Regions from separate parts of the Homo sapiens genome. Here region 2 is linked to region 1. The links are chromatin contacts, found by Hi-C or POLR2A ChIA-PET in ENCODE. All regions are on one chromosome and are shown on one strand. Each heading gives the region's core, a stretch centred on a gene start or an enhancer-like site at or near the end of the contact. The rest is flanking DNA. Distances are from core to core; before and after follow the strand shown. Region 1 overlaps BMPR1A (bone morphogenetic protein receptor type 1A). Region 2 overlaps BMPR1A (bone morphogenetic protein receptor type 1A).

Region 1 (4,047 bases), core at 847-3,346:
AACAAGGCAAACACTGACAGAATTGAAAGAAAAAACAGACAGTAACCCAGTAACAGCAGGAGATTTCAGTATCCCCACTTTCAATAATGGACAGAACCACCGGAGAGCGGATCAATGAGGAGACACAGAATTTGAACACTGGAGAGTAACTGGAACTAACGGACACATAAAGAACACTATACCCGGCCGGGCGCAGTGGCTCACGCCTATAATCCCAGCTTTGGGAGGCCAAGTGGGCAGATCACCTGAGGTCAGGAGTTCGGGACCAGCCTGACCAAATTGGAGAAACCCTGTCTCTACTAAAAATACAAAATTAGCTAGATGTGGTGGCACATGCCTATAATCCCAGCTACTCGGGAAGGTGAGGCAGGAGAATCACTTGAACCCAGGAGGCGCAGATTGCGGTGGGCTGAGTTCCCACCACTGCACTGCAGCCTGGGCAACAAGAGCGGAAACTCCATCTCAAAAACAAACAAACAAAAAAACACTACACCCAACACTAGCTGAATACACATTTTCTCAAGTACACATGCAACATTCTCCAAGACAGATCACATGTTAGGCCACAGAACAAGTCTTAGCAAATTTAAGAAGACTGAAATCATAGCAAGTATCTTTTCTGACCACAATGGGAAATCAAAAGCAGTAGGAAAACTAAAAAATTCACAAATATTTAACACACTTTTGAAAAACTAATGACTCAAAGAAGAAATCACAAGGCAGTTTAGAAAACATCTTGAGACAAATGAAGAAGAAAACAGAACATTCCAAAACTTAAGGGATACAGAAAAGCCGTGCTAAGAGGGAAGTTTATAGCAGTAAATGCCTACATTTAAAAAGATCTTAAATAAGATCAATAAAATTGACAAATCCTTAGCCAGATTTAAGAAAAAAAAACAAGACTCAAATAATTAAAATCAGAAATGAAAGAGGGGACATTACAACAAATGCCACAGAAATGAAAAGGATAAGAGACTACTATGAACGATCACATGCCAACAATTTAGACAACCTAGAAGAAATGGATGAATTATTAGAAACACACAACCTGCCAGGACTGAATCACGAAGAAACAGAAAATCTTAACAAACCTATAACTAGTAAGGAAACTGACTCAGTAATTTTAAAAACTTCCCAACAACAAAAAAAGCCCAGGACCAGATAGCTTCACTGGGGAATTCTACCAAACGTTTAGAGAAAAATTAATACCAAACCTCCTCAAAGTCTCACCAAAAAAACTGAAGAAACACTTCTAAACTTTGATGCACATATTCTCAAAAAATGTTACCAAACCAAATTCAAAGGCATATTAAAATCATACACGATGACTGAGGGAGCCTTATTCCTAGGATGCAAGGATGGCTCAACACACAAAAATCAGTAAATGTAATACACCACATTAACCGAATGAAGGACAAAAATCATGTAACAATCTGAACTGGTGCAGAAAAAGCATCTGACAAAATTCAACACCTTTCATGATAAAAACACTCAACAAACTAGGAAGGAATAGAAGGAAATTACCTGAACATAATAAAGACCATACATAAAAAGTCCACAGCAAACATTACAATGGTGAAAAACTGAAAGCTTTCCCTCTAAGATCAGGAACAAGACTAGGAAGTCCACTCTCACCACTTCTACTCAACACAGTACAATCAGAAAAAGGAGGCAAGAAAAAAAGGCATCCAAATTGGAAAGGAAGAAGTAAAATTATCTCCATTCACAGAAGACATGATTTTATACATGAAAAACCCTAAGGGTTTCACAAAAAAACTGTTAGAACTATTATAATAAACTAAGCAAAGCAGGAGGATACAAAGTCAACACACAAAAATAAGTTGCATTTCTATACATTAACAATAAACAACACAAAAAGGAAATTAAGAAAATAACTCCATTTATAATAACATCAAAATGAATAATACTTAAGAATAAGGCCAGCACAGTGGCTCACACCTGTAATTCCAGCACTTCGAGACCAGCTTGGGCAAGATGGCAAGACCCCATCTGTACAAAAAATTTAAAAGTTAGCTGGTCATGGTGATGCAGGCCTGTAGTCCCAGCTACGCGGAAGGCTGAGGCAGGAGGATCTCTTGAGCCCAGCAGTGGGAGGTGGCAGTGAGCCATGATCACGCCACTGCACTCCAACCTGGGTGACAGAACGAGATCCCGTTTCTAAAAAAATAAAGTAAAACTAAAATAAAATACTTAAAAATAAACGTCAAGGAGGCAAAAGACTTGTACACTAAAAATGACAAAAAACTGAGGAAAAAATTAAACACACAAATGGGAAAGACATCTCATGTTCAAGGACTGGAAGACCTTATATTGTTAAAATGTACATACTATCCAAAGTAATCTACTGATTCAATGCAATCTCTATCAAATTTCAGTGTCATTTTTTGCAAAATGAGAAAAAGCCATCCTGAAATCAGTAAGTAATCTCAAAGGACCCCAAATAGCCAAAACAACCTTGATTAAGAACAAAACTGTAGGCTTCACACTTTCTGATTTCAAAACTTGTTACAAAGCTACAGTGATCAAAATAGTACTAGCATACAGACATGTAAACCAATGGAACAGAACAGACAGCCCAGATATAAACCCCTGTGTATGTGGTCAAATGATGAGCCAAGACTACGCAATGGGGAAAGAATAATCTCTTCAACAAATAGTGCTGGAAAAACTGGATGTCCACATGCAACAGAATGAAGATGGATCCTTATCTTAAACCATAAATAAAAAATAACTAAAAATTGATTAAAGACCTAAACATAAGACCTGAAACCATAAAACTAGAAGGAAACATAGAGAAGCTTCATGATACTGAATTTGGCAATGATTTCTTGGCTGCAAAACAAAAAGCACAGGCAACAAAGGCAAAAATAGACACAGAATTACATCAAACTTACAAACTTCTGTGCAGCAAGGCAAGCAATCAACCAAAACCAGAATGAAACCAAGGAAGAGTGAAAAGGCAACCTACAGAATGAGAGAAAATATTTGCAAATCATGTATTGGATAGGGGTTTAATATCCAGAATAAAAAAAAAACTCCTACAACTCAGTAACAAAACAAAAACCACAAATAACACAACTTTAAAATGAGCTAAGGACTTGAATAGACATTTTTACAAAGAAGATACATAAATGGCCAAAAAAAATATGAAAAGCTACTCAACATCACTAATCATCGGCAAAACTCACATCAAATCACACTGAGGTATCACCTCACACCAGTTAAAATTACCTCTATCAAAAAAAAACAAAAAACAAAAAAACAGAAAACCAAGTGTTGGCAAGGATGTGGAGGAATTAGAACTCCTGTGCATTGTTGGTGGGACTATAAAACAGTACAATCACTATGAAAAACAGTATGGACGTTCCTCAAAAAATTTAAAATGGAATACCAGATGATCCAGAAATCCCACTTCTCAGTATATATCTAAAAAAATTGAAAACAGGATCTCGAAGAGATATTTACATACTCTTGTCCACTGCAGCACTATTCACTACAATAGCCAAAACGTGTAATTAACTTGTGTCTCTCAACAGATAAATGGATCAACAAATGTGGTACATATACACAACTGGATATTATTCAGCCCTAAAGAAATCCTGGACCTGGCATGATGGCTCACACCTGTAATCCCAGCACTTTGGGAGGCCGAGGCGGGAGGATCACCTGAGGTCAGGAGTTCAAGACCAGGCTGACCAACGTAGTGAAACCCCGTCTCTACCAAAAATACAAAAATTAGGCGTGGTGGCTCATGCCTGTAATCCCAGCTACTTAGGAGGCTGAGGCAGAAGAATCACTTGAACCTGGGAGGCGGGGGTTGCAGTGAGCCCAGATCGCGCCACTGCACTCCAGCCTGCCTGGGTGACAGAGTGAGACTCCATCTCAAAAAAAAAAAAAAAAAAAAAAAGAAATCCTGTCATATGCTACAAAATGGATGAACCATGGGGACTTTATGCTAAGTGAAATACGCCAATCATAAAACAACAAGTACTGCATAATTCCACTTACATGAGGTATCTTAAATAA
Region 2 (4,047 bases), core at 955-3,454, 120 kb before region 1:
AGTCTGATTCTTAGGTTAGAAATTGAGAAAACCAAGAAGCAACCAGTTTATACTATGGAGTTCCCCCAAGAACTTCGGAACTGGCCATTGTGGTTATGTCTGGAAGTAAAGTTGAGGGTGACAATAACACCAAGAAGACTGCTTGAAAGTCAATTTTCAGAAAGTCGGACACTGGATTATCCAATACTGTGTTAGCAAATCACTCCCAAACTGAGTGGCTTAAAACAGCAATTGTTATCTCACTGTTTCTGTGGATCATGCATTCAGGAGTGACTTGATTGGGTAGCTCAGGGTCAGATGTCAGCTGAGACTGCACTCATGTGAAAGCTTGACAGGAGCTTGCAGTCACTTCCAAGGTGGCTCACTTCCAAGGCCGACAGGCTGCAGGCTGGGTATTGGCAAGAGGCCTCAGTTCCTCCCTGTGTGGGCCTCTCTCAGAGTTGAGTGTCCACATAGCATGATGCCTGGCTTCCCCCAGAGTGAGTGATCCCAGAGACCATGGTGAAAGCTGCAAAGCTGTTTATAACGTAGACTTGGAAGTCACTTTTGCCATATCCTATTTGTCACACAGATCAGCCCTGATGTGTTATGGGAGGGGACTGGCCCCAAGGGGAGGAACCCCAGGCAGTGAGAATCACTGGGGGCCATTTGGGATGATGGCTACCTCAGATGTGGAGCTCTCCTCTCGACCCCATCTCCTACTCTGAATAATCATATGACTTTCGCATCACCTCCCTAACAGAAGATTCCAAGTCTATTATCTAGAAAGACCCAAAACACGATTTCTCAACTGTGGTACCCCATTGTTGAGGGTGAGGAATTATAATAAAAACAAGGAGGTATGCGAACGTCTTTTCCTCAGTAATCTGAAGTGTTTCCTTTATTATATGCTAAATTGCTGTATGTACTTGGGTTTGTTTATTTATGGGTTTACTAACTTGTTTCATTAATGTATCTAGGTTGGTATGATGTTTTATTATTAAAGTTTATATCCATTAGGGACTGTCTCTTATTACTCTTCTTTTTTGGCAACTGTCTTCTGAAATCATGGCTACATGCAAACAATTCTGGAGCTCCAAATTTCTAAAGAATTATAACGCAAAAAAAAAAAAAAGAATTATAACACAGTGGGTTTCTTGGGACAGATCGAAAACATTCAGATGCCAGAAAGCTCACTATTCCATTAATAAGAAAATCATAAGTAATCATGAACATACAAGAAGTATGAAATTGTGCCCAATTAATTAATTGGTAGTAAGGTCCTTTTCCCTTAAGAGAACTATAGTCTAGTTACATAAAGGAGATATACAACCAGAGAATACAAGTTAATGGTTTCTGCAACTGGCTTTACAAACAGCGGTTGACATCTAATATTTGACAAAATATTTTGCTTCAAAATAAATATCTTCTTACTTGTAACAAAAGCAGCTGGAGAAGATGATCATAGCAATTATGCAGACAGCCATAGAAATGAGCAAAACCAGCCATCGAATGCTGCCATCAAAAAACGGACCTGACAATAAAAGTAAACAATGTAAACAATTGAAATGAAAAAATAATCTGACGTGTTCAATTCTAGGTAGCCTGGTTACTGTAAAACCAGAGAAGATATTTGAGAAGCATGCTCCGACTTTTCTCGGCTAACCTACCTATGACAACAGGGGGCAGTGTGGGTTGCAAATACTGGTTACATAAATTGGTCCGACAACATTCTATTGTCCGGCGTAGCTGGGCTTTTGGAGAATCCTAAAAGAAGAGTAATGATAAAATTAGAAATGGTTTGGTATTTTAAACTGATATGTCTTTTTAGTATTCATAAAATACAATTTCTATTTCAGTGAGTGAAAGGGGCCTGCAAATTTTATATGTAAAAACAGATTATTGAAAGATTAAAATTTGTGCTGAAATAGTGAAGACTGCAAAATGGCTTTTCTTAAGAACATATCTATGTGGATGGTGTGTTAGACACTAGATTAGAACACCAAACCCGAACTTAGGTAATTACAATCATAAACTGGTCTGGTACATATAATCTCACTGTGGTACTGAGATGTGGATGAGATTTAAGATCAGACTAAAAAGTGGAGGGTGTCGTAGTCCAAAGAAAAGGCTGGTTAGCAAGGCAGCTGAGCGTGCAGAGGCGCTGCAGACCCTGCCTACCCCAGCCACGTCGGAAGTCATGAGCCTGATGCAGAGGCAAGTTGAGCATCCATGGTGAGGGAAGGACAAACTACAGAAAGCATTCTTGAGAGCTGATTACAGACCACCAGCCAGCAAGGAGACTGTCCCTAAGAGAGCAGAAAGCTAGCACAGAGAAGGACACAGTCACTGGAAGCGCAGCAGCACTTGCATGTGATGTTTTATTGGATTAACAACACAATATCTGACAAGTTGAATGCTGCAGCCTGGGGAGAACTGCCATTCTGACCAACATGTGAATAGCAAAGAACTGTTTGTCACTACACAAGTAACAAGAATGTAAGCGGAAATTAAGGAAAAGCCTCAGTATAATCAGCTATGACTTTAAAAAGGTAAACATGAGCCTGTGACTTCAGATTCTGTTGGGAAGATGGTCAAGAGCATTTGGAAATGTCCAAATACATATTTTATATTTTAAATGAAGTTTTATTAATAACTTTTAAACAATTTTTACTTTTAAATGATCATAAGGAGAGAGAGAAAAAAGTTAGGGTTAAACTGGAGAGTCTGAAATAATCCCAGATTCAGAGAAAACACATGGAGGAGGAAATGAAAATCATATAACTAACGATGAATGAAAGAAGTGTCAAGCATCCAAAAACGGTTCCAGGAAAGCTAAAATGAGCTTGGCCTTGCAGAAGAGAAAAGTGCAAAGAAAAACCAAGAAAGGGTTTCTTTGGCAGCATGGGGTTTCTCCAAGCAACAGATGTACTGCTGACATGACAGTGGATGATAAGGAGAAAAACGAACAATTCTTCAACTCCTGTCTTGTTTTTTCTTCTCTATGAAGGATGCTGACAGGGATGACGAAGGTAGCTCAAACACTACTAAGTGGGAAACGACATCCCAAATGTACGAAGAGATCTTACGATGCGTTTGTATTCCTTATGAGTTCCTATATTCTAACCTAGGTGAATTATATCCCAGGAAGATGAAAGCCCTTGTAAGAGAGATGGCTGAAAGACAGGTGTAATTTAAAGACTTTAGAAAGATGGAGTGTTGGAAACTACAATAGATAATGGAATGTTATATTTTTATATAAACATTTCATATAAACATGTATATATGTTTATATATATGTTATATATATATGTGTTATATACGTCCCTTTTCTTTAAAAGGGAAAGAAAGTAGACTTTAAACTGGGTGTGGTGGCTACTTGGGAGGCTGAGGCATGAGGATCACTTGAACCTAGGAGTTCAAGTCCAGCCTGAGCAATGTAGTGAGACCCTATCTCTAAAAATAATAATTTTTAAAAAGAAGCCAAAAATAGACTCTGCCAACAGATTAAGGAGCATAGTATTACAGAAAATACAAGGGTTTTGGAATCAAACAGTTTGAATCCTAGCTTTGCCAGTTGTTCACTTTGTGAACTTGAGCAAGTAATTTATCTCTAGGCTTTAGTGTGCTAAAAAATACAGGTTAAAAAAAGATGAACTGGGAACAGTGGCTCACACCTGTAATCCTAGCACTTTGGGAAGCTGAAGTGGCAGAATGGCTTGAGCGGAGGAGTCTGAGATCAGGCTGGGCAAAATAGTGAGACCCCATCTCTAAAAAAATTTTTAAATCAGCCAGGTGTGGTGGTACACGCCTGTGGTCCCAGCTACTCAGGAGGCTGAGGTGGGAGGATCACTTGAACCCAGGAGGTTGAGGCTGCAGTGAGCTGTGATTGCACCACTGCACTCCAGCCTGGGTGATGGAGCAATACCCTGTCTTTAAAAAAATCTGCTCTATAGAGTAGTTGGGGGGAAACAAGGTAGAATATACTGAATCCCCAGGATACTATACACATATAACAAATATTCAATAAATTAACTTCCCTTCCTCTTGCTTGACATGAATCCCAGA

What was found. A loop is a pair of places that touch in the nucleus more often than their neighbours do. ChIA-PET counts read pairs that join two places held with the same protein, here RNA polymerase II (POLR2A). Pooled maps may share reads with other maps.
Region 2: a pooled map shows a loop between it and region 1 (2.1-fold over the local background). The contact joins two enhancer-like sites. A Hi-C loop is called at or near these places in 7 of 37 single-sample maps with no recorded cell type and 9 of 50 pooled maps. POLR2A ChIA-PET finds 5 or more read pairs at or near these places in 7 of 52 experiments (AG04449, BJ, HepG2 and 4 more).

The regions. Positions count from the first base shown.
Region 1 is chr10:86,781,739-86,785,785 of GRCh38, reverse strand. The region is part of intron 1 of BMPR1A (bone morphogenetic protein receptor type 1A); the gene reads right to left. Among named protein-coding and RNA genes, the nearest start is that of BMPR1A, 27 kb to the right of the region's middle. Within about 2 kb of position 2,096, at least 2 of the 41 ENCODE cell types and tissues checked have a DNase peak (open chromatin) inside an H3K27ac peak, as active enhancers do.
Region 2 is chr10:86,897,493-86,901,539 of GRCh38, reverse strand. It overlaps BMPR1A (bone morphogenetic protein receptor type 1A), which reads right to left. Exons shown (of 13, transcript NM_004329.3): 6 at 1,650-1,746; 7 at 1,414-1,513. Among named protein-coding and RNA genes, the nearest start is that of MMRN2, 58 kb to the left of the region's middle. Within about 2 kb of position 2,204, at least 7 of the 41 ENCODE cell types and tissues checked have a DNase peak (open chromatin) inside an H3K27ac peak, as active enhancers do.